Linked DNA regions of Mus musculus: all the other regions are linked to region 1. A link is a loop called in an ENCODE intact Hi-C map of the cell type or tissue named here. Cell type or tissue: heart. All regions are shown on one strand. Region 1 overlaps Fggy (FGGY carbohydrate kinase domain containing). Region 2 has its middle 86 kb from the start of Gm32240. Region 3 overlaps Fggy (FGGY carbohydrate kinase domain containing).

Region 1 (2,500 bases):
ACAAGTCACGTCTGTTCATAACTCAACTCTGAGACTCAGGTGCTCCCATGGCCAAATAAGGGGTGGCACATCTGCTCTGTTCAACTACAAAGTTGCTCTGAGGAGTAACTGGGCAGAAATGTGCTTCTCCAGTCTAAAGTTTAGAAATGTAACAGACCATTGCTAATAACAATGCTTGCTATAAAATCACCTCATCTTATACACATCTGTGTATAATAATTATAAGTAAACACTCCCCAAATCACATTATTGAAACCTGCTGCTTCCCCACCCTCTCTCCCAGAATACAGAAAATGGTGAGATAGTAACTGGCATGGTTTGTCACTAAAACAACTGTGATTTGTCCTAGCAAGGCAAGAACCAGAAGTTCTTTCCCTAAGACTGGCTAAATAAATTCCTCTGCCATTAGAAAAACAAACAAACAAACAAACAAACAAGAAAATGCAAAATCCTTATTTTGTTTCAACACAACTCAGAAGAGCAGTTTAAGCGAATGCAACATCTGACAGAAAATCCAATGTTGAGAATCAAAGACCTGTGTTCAACCTAGCAAAAATGTATGATTTTGACCAGAGCATGTTAATATGAGCGTAACCAGAAATTATGGAGATTCTGATACATTTAGGTGTAGATGAAGAATTGCTGGGACCCAATGCTTCTTCCTGAAGTACTGAACCAAGTACAGCTAGTATGAAAGGACAGCGGCCTCAGCTGAAGTGAGTGTCCACTGGTAAGGGAATGCCATTCTTTCATTCACCCAGTCACTAACTGTGACACCAGCTACTCAGGATGAAATGACTGTGCTATAAGAACCTACACATGAGTAAATAAGATGATACTGACATACAAACCAGCAAACATAACAACAAGAACACAGACAAAAGAAAGAGAGTCAGGGAGCCAGGGAAGGTTTCTATAAGAAGATGGCAGCATCTTCAAGCTTCGATGGAGAGTCAGAAGTCTGTGTGATAGGCAGGACCCACTGAAAGGAGTGGGGCCTGAGAGAGAAATGAAGTTGTTATTTTCTTTCAGGACAGTTGGGGCGCTGGAGCCAAGAACAGACCTGGAACAAAGTTAATGCTATTTTTACAAGCTAGAAAAATACCAGCAGCAGGAGTCCTGGCCGAACCACCCCCACAAAGTGCAAACAAAACCCCTCCTATCTGCTGCCTGTCTGCCGGAGAACTCTCTAACCAGTCCTTTCAGAACAAAATGTTCTTTTATCTTTGATTTTTTTTTCATTCCCACAAAGTCCTTCCTCCTCTCTTTCCAGAGCTGGAAAACACATGAATTGAGCTGTGTTGCTCTTTGATCTTTATCTTCCCCTCCCAGGCTGTCTTTGGGAATGAGAGTCTATGGGATATTTCTGCTGAGAGTTGACCCCTCCTCCTGGTCAGAATATGGGGTCCATAGCTGGTCAGGTCAGGCAAGCATATGACAGCCCATGGTTGTCAAGGCAGCTTTGTGAGAGGCCTGCATGGCATCCCATTACAAAGTTAGGCTCTTATATTGACATTTGGGGGTCTCAGCACTAAATTCATCCAACCAGTACTTATGGCTGTTTCTGGAAACCTATACAACTGAGAGTACTGAATTCCACATTCTCTTAGAGGACACGAGAAAGACAAAACCAGGGCACCTGGGGAGACAGAGCGAGTTGCATCTTTAGATTCTTCTTTTCTGCCTGACTATCTCCCGGACAGGAAGTGGAAGTTCTGTTGAGAGATATTTCACACCTGGGAGGGAACTTCATAAACAAATTACGTAAAAAAAATTGTGGGTGAATGTCTTTCATCCACAAATGAAAGGCATTCATCCACTAAGGTCTTCCCTTTCTAATAGGTATTTAGATTCTGGGGTGAGAAAACCAAAAAGAAAGGCTTCATTATTGGGTGCCTAGTATGTGGCAGACCAGTATACCAACAACTTCCTTTAAGGGGCGTATGTATGTATGTGTGCATGTGTGCGTGTGTGTATGTGTAATGTATATATCATCAGTTTTCACAGAAAAAAGAGATGAGCCATTGATAATCTTTTCCATCAAAGAATAAAAGTTTAAGAGGTAGCCCATTTGTAGGTAGAACAAGAATTTACTCTGGTCAGAAACCTGCTATCTCAAATCAATACTATGAAGCTACATAAACACAAAGCAGGAAGGAACAAGACAAATCTCTCACACTTGTGTGTTTGCTCACTGCTGATCATCTCCAGGTCCACACCCAGAACAGACAGGTCTGCACATGTTGGATTGTTATCTTTATTGTATCTATGGTCAAATGGTCTTCTCAGGTCTCTCAGGCTTTTGCTTTCCTCTGCAACCCAACATGACAGGTGGATAATGAGTGCAAGTTTTGCATCTGGGCCTCTCTACCTTCCCAGATACTCTAATCCTGAGCTGGCTGCAAGGTGATGATGGGACAAGAGACGGGAAAAGAAGGTATAAGGATAAAAGTTGTCCAGAATTGTCAGTAATGAGAATCCCTTCAGTCAACCTCTCCAG
Region 2 (2,500 bases), 450 kb after region 1:
CTCTGGAACCCTGGAACTCACTCTGTAGACCATGCTGACCTCAAACTCAGAAATCCACCTGCCTCTGCCTCCCATGTACTGGGATTAAAGGCGTGCACCACCACGCCTGGCTTAACAGAATACTTTCATGATGCAGCAAGTTATCCCTCTCTCGATTTATGCCTGCAGATCTTTGTTTAGCTTTGTAGATCTTGTTCATCTAGTCTTGGTCTTGAAAACTGTACCACTTAAGCTTGAAGAAATTCACTACACTCAAATGCCCACAGACATTGATCTATTCTAAATTCTCTGCTTCCCATGCAATATCACATGTCAAAATTTTACAACCCAAGGTGATAATATTAGAAAGTGATGGGGCATTGAGATCCAATTAGGATGGAGCCTTTGTGAGCAGGATTAGTGCCTGTGTCCATATATGATGCTGTAAAATGTATTACAGACCAGACTATCTATAAGTAATAGAAATTTATTTCTCCCAATTCTGGAAGCTAGAATGTCCACAATCAAGCTGATGTGGAGTATGGTGAAAACCGATCTTGACTTTTAAGATGGTCCCTTGCTCCATCCTCTTGAAAGGATGGATACTACGTCTTCACATGGCAGAAAGGACGAAAGTGGGCTAAGTGCCCACTGGAGCTTCATTCTAGAGGGTCAGAATCCCCTTTATAAGGAAGGAGCACTGCTGACCGAGTGACTTCCCAAAGGCCATACCTGGTAATATTCCTGTATCAGAAACCAAATACCAACATGAAACACAAAGAGTTGAACCACAGCAAGTGCTCTTCTTTTAGCAAGTGCCAGACCACTTCTTTACCACTCCCGTGAGTGGGGAAAAGGCCAGAAGCCTTCATATTTGAAGAACTAGGCCACTGACAAGCACTGAATCTTCAACACCTTGACCTTAGGCTTCCCATTTTCCTAAACTTTAAGAGACAGTTGCTACGGTTTATCAGTCCCCAAGTTTGTGGCACTTTGTTCTAAGTTCAGGTAGATATTCCATCCATGAAAGGTGCTGAATTTCCTACGGGGGGGGGGTGGGGGGTGGGGGGTGTCATACCTTAAATAGGACAAAGAAGAACCCCTGTCTATAAGCAATCAAAGGGAAGTCCGCCATCTAGTGACAGTAACTGTGGGTAACTATCCCACTGGGTAAACAGACTCTCGAGAATTCAAATCAACAGTGAGGGATAGTGTTTAAGTACAGCACAGAAGCAATTTTTTTTTTTTTGAGACAAGATTTCACTATTTAGACCAGGCTGGTCTAGAACTCAGAGATTCCCTGCCTTTGCTTCCCAAATGCTGGTATTAAAGATGTGTGCCAATATACCAGGCCAAGCCCAGAAGTTTGAATCATCAAAAAGGAAAGTAGAATTTAGTAATTAATTAAGTAACATTACTACTCTTTAATTTTTCTTTCCACTGGGTCTAACCTTTCCTGTTATGGAGAGAAAGAGATGCAGTCCCTCCCTACTTTTCAGTATAAATAATTGGAGCAATTTTTATACCATGCACTGGTTAAATTCCTGACCATTACTACAGGGTCACCTGCCTTCTCACTTCTTCATTTAACAATGATAGAAAACTCCATTTATTCTAGGCACAAAGATGGTTAACGCTTAGTCTCTGGAGTCTCTGGCACATATATCTTAGCAGGGGAAGTGGAGAAAAATAAAACAAAACACAAACCAACAAAACCACAATTACAACCAGATACTGATCATGATGAGGAGAGCGACAGGTAGTATTGGGGCAGCACACACATACACAGTCCATCTGGGGAAATGCATCTGAGATCAGAGAAGGTGAGCTGGGGGAAGAGTCTGGAATGAGGAGCATTTCAGCAAAGGACGAGCAAAATCAGGCGTGCCAGGTTTCATCAAGGGGAATGAGCCAAGGACCAGTATGAGAATGTGGGAAAACTGCAGTTTGACAGTCATAGGATTAAGTCACCAGGGCACACCAAGAAGGAGGCTGAACCTCATCAACCAAAGTAAAAAACTTCAGGTTTCATATTGTGGCCAAGTCTATTGGCAGTAAAGGCTAAAAACTCTGTCCCAAGACAGAGCCTGTTCTCCAGAATTCCAAATTTGAATGCTGTAAGTCAGCCAAACTCCAGTTCATCAAGGTCCCTGCCACACCTGCTTGCCCATGCCCTCACATGGAATGTCTGTCTGTCTGTCCCTGCCAGGTGCAGTCCTTGCTCCCTTGAGTGTAAAGTCAGTTTTCCACGAGGAAAGGAGAAGGGCATGATCAGACTCTTGCCTTACACCGGTTCTCTCAGGGAGATTTGGAAAGGTCCCCTGGGGGCAGAGAAATCCCTTAGAATGGCACTGCAAAGGTCCAGACAAAAGCTATTAAACACCTATAGCTGTGTCCTGGAGGCATAGTGCCACAGAGGAATGGCAACAACTGTGGAGCTTTTGATTATCACTCCCTCCATCATTCTTCGAAGGCATAAAGAGGCTCAATAATCTCAATGAAGTGTTGACCTGGACTTCTG
Region 3 (2,500 bases), 130 kb before region 1:
TGCCCTCTGTGAGTTTGCTTAGTAAGTCTTATATTGGAAGAAGACATTTGAGTGATCTGAATGTCACACATGGTCATATTCTGCTGCTTCAGAACAACCCAGGCAAACATGTAATCATGCCACCGCACTGTTTAGGAGACCATGTTTAAACCAGATAGGTACAGAAAACTGTCAACAATTCAAAACAATTTTTTTTTAAAAAGGACAAGTTTTAAAGTGAAGGTCTTAGTTTATCCTGTCCCTCAAAGAACTGCCTCAGACGCTCACCTGGGCATTTTGGAGTTGGGCTAGAAACAAGGCTACCCAAGGCAACACCTCACCTTTCAGACCTGTAACCTCAAACTTCCCCAAGGCTGAACGGAGGCTCGGAGCAGCAGCTAAAGAGAAATTGGGGTCCCGGTGGAAAGCACAGCATGAAATTCTATTCGTTGTCTGTGTTAGTCATATATGAGACTAGAAGGGGAGTCTGAATTCTCAGGTCCCAGGTCCCACTGCTGCTGAGTTTTACCACCAGGCCATTTGTCTCTGCCACTAGAAAGAAGTGGCTCTAATGAGAAGCTCAGTAACATCTTCATTTGTGACAGTCATAATGGGGGCACACAGAAGATCAGAAGGAGGAAGGAATTCCAACACATACTACAACATAGATGGATCTGGAACACATTGTTATGCTAGAAAGAAGCCAGTCACCCAAAGGCAAATGCTATTTAATGCTGCTTATACAATGTGGTTAGAGCTGTTGAAATTAGGTATATGCTGGTCAGGAGCTGTGGGAGCGGCTATGGAAGGGGCTATGCAGAATTACTGTTTCATGGGTCCAGAGTTTAGGCCCACGTGTTGAAAAGAGTTCTGGAAACTGATGGTGCTGACAGTCGCACAGGATTGTGACTGAGCCCCACTCCGTGAAACAGGAACACTCAGAAAGGGGTAAAGGGTTAAAATGCTGAATGATAGACCATATCCATTTTACCCCAACTAAATAGGAAAAAAAGAGCACAACTCAGACCACCTCCCACAGTGGTTATCTGTATTATTTTCTTCCGCATACAATGTAAAGCACAGCCTTCAATGTCTTTATATTTTTCAAAGTATAAGGGCTTCTAAAGTCCTCCCAGGGTATTTCCGTGGAAAGTAAAAAGTCAGGAAGAAACAGTCAGTTATATAAAGTTTTATATCTGCATGTCTTATATGATTTCTTATATCATATATGGCTTGCTGACCATTGACTTTTTGCCTTAGCTGGTCTCAGCTTGCTGTCTGTAAAGCTCTCTGGAAGGAACCTTCCAGTCCTAACTGGTAACTGTTTTCCAAATACTAATACGAGGTACTCTCTCACGAATTAGCTCATCTGTACTAAGCATTCTTCAGAATGTTTTGGAGCGCTTGGCTATTTCTAAAAACCTGCAGTCAGTACACGTGGAAGATGTCATGGTGGGGTGAGCAGACAGGAGGCACTCAAGTATAGGGGCCCTTGAAAGAGCACTGAGGTGGGGTTAGATGCTCTAAGGATCAGGCCTGGGCTCTGCCACCTGCTTGCCATGTGAATCAGGAAGGAAGGAAGCATTTATTAGGGCTTTCTATGCGAGGAGGTACTTTCACACATATTATCTCATTATTTCACATAACTTTCATAATTTATATACCATTTTCACAATCGTTTCCATACCTAGCTATTGCTTGAATTCATGAGTAAGGGGCTATCTTTCAAAATTCTGCCTAAAACTCCCCTTTCTTGAAAACATGGTTTCATTTGGGGCAGAAATTCTCATAAAAACTCAAGTTTGATTCCAGCTATTTATATTTTTCTATTATACATTGAAGAAAAAATAATCAGGAAAGAAACGACTAGCAAAGAATAAGGTTCTCTGCCCAGCACTATGAAGCACCCTGAGAGCCACATGTGCTTTGCTCACATTCCAGCAATGTCAGTTCTTCCTATTTTACCACCTTCTCTGATGCTCAATGACAGTGCATAGAGTTTAGTAACTGACCCAGGCTGGATCCATCAGCTTTCAAAGCCATGTGCTGGTTACCATTTTCTACCCATCTAGTTTGTGTTTGGGCATAGACTATACAACTATTTACATAGTACTCGCCAAATGTTCAAATCTCATGGATAATAAAACTTCACAATGACTTATGCATATACATATATATGTATATATATGCATATATGGCTAAATAAAGACAAATCAGCAAAGCTATACAGGATTATCCATATCAAGCATGACTGTTTAGAATAACCAAGTATTTAAGAAAAAAAAAAAACGAGTTCAAGGAAGAATACCTAAAGTGGTTGTAATGGCAAATGCCTTTAATCCTAGTACCCAGGAGTCAGTGGCCAGCAGAAATCTGTGAATTCAAGATTACCCTGATCTACAGAGTAGGTTCCAGAATAGCCAGGGCTACACATGGAAATCTAGTTTTAAAAAGAAGAGGAGGAAAAGAACGAGAGGAGGAGGAGGTGGAGCAAGAGGAGGAGGAAGAGTAGGAGGAGGAA

The links. A loop is a pair of places that touch in the nucleus more often than their neighbours do. Peaks named below come from ENCODE experiments on the same cell type or tissue, not always from the same donor. Only the 100,000 strongest peaks of a DNase experiment are listed, where the experiment ranks them.
Region 2: it touches region 1 in a loop (2.1-fold over the local background); 3 of 42 quality-filtered maps call a loop at or near these places.
Region 3: a loop joins it to region 1, with 2.4 times the contacts of the local background. A loop is called at or near these places in 7 of 42 quality-filtered maps.

The regions. Positions count from the first base shown.
Region 1 is chr4:95,741,799-95,744,298 of GRCm38, reverse strand. The region is part of intron 7 of Fggy (FGGY carbohydrate kinase domain containing); the gene reads right to left. Among named protein-coding and RNA genes, the nearest start is that of Fggy, 190 kb to the right of the region's middle. In heart, a CTCF peak has its summit at 1,041; a DNase peak (open chromatin) is centred at 1,128; H3K27ac peaks cover 953 bases.
Region 2 is chr4:95,292,936-95,295,435 of GRCm38, reverse strand. No RefSeq gene overlaps it. Among named protein-coding and RNA genes, the nearest start is that of Gm32240, 86 kb to the right of the region's middle. In heart, a CTCF peak has its summit at 1,133 (motif pointing left); no DNase peak of the experiment used is centred here.
Region 3 is chr4:95,867,525-95,870,024 of GRCm38, reverse strand. All of the region lies in intron 14 of Fggy (FGGY carbohydrate kinase domain containing), which reads right to left. Among named protein-coding and RNA genes, the nearest start is that of Hook1, 99 kb to the left of the region's middle. In heart, a CTCF peak has its summit at 1,431; no DNase peak of the experiment used is centred here.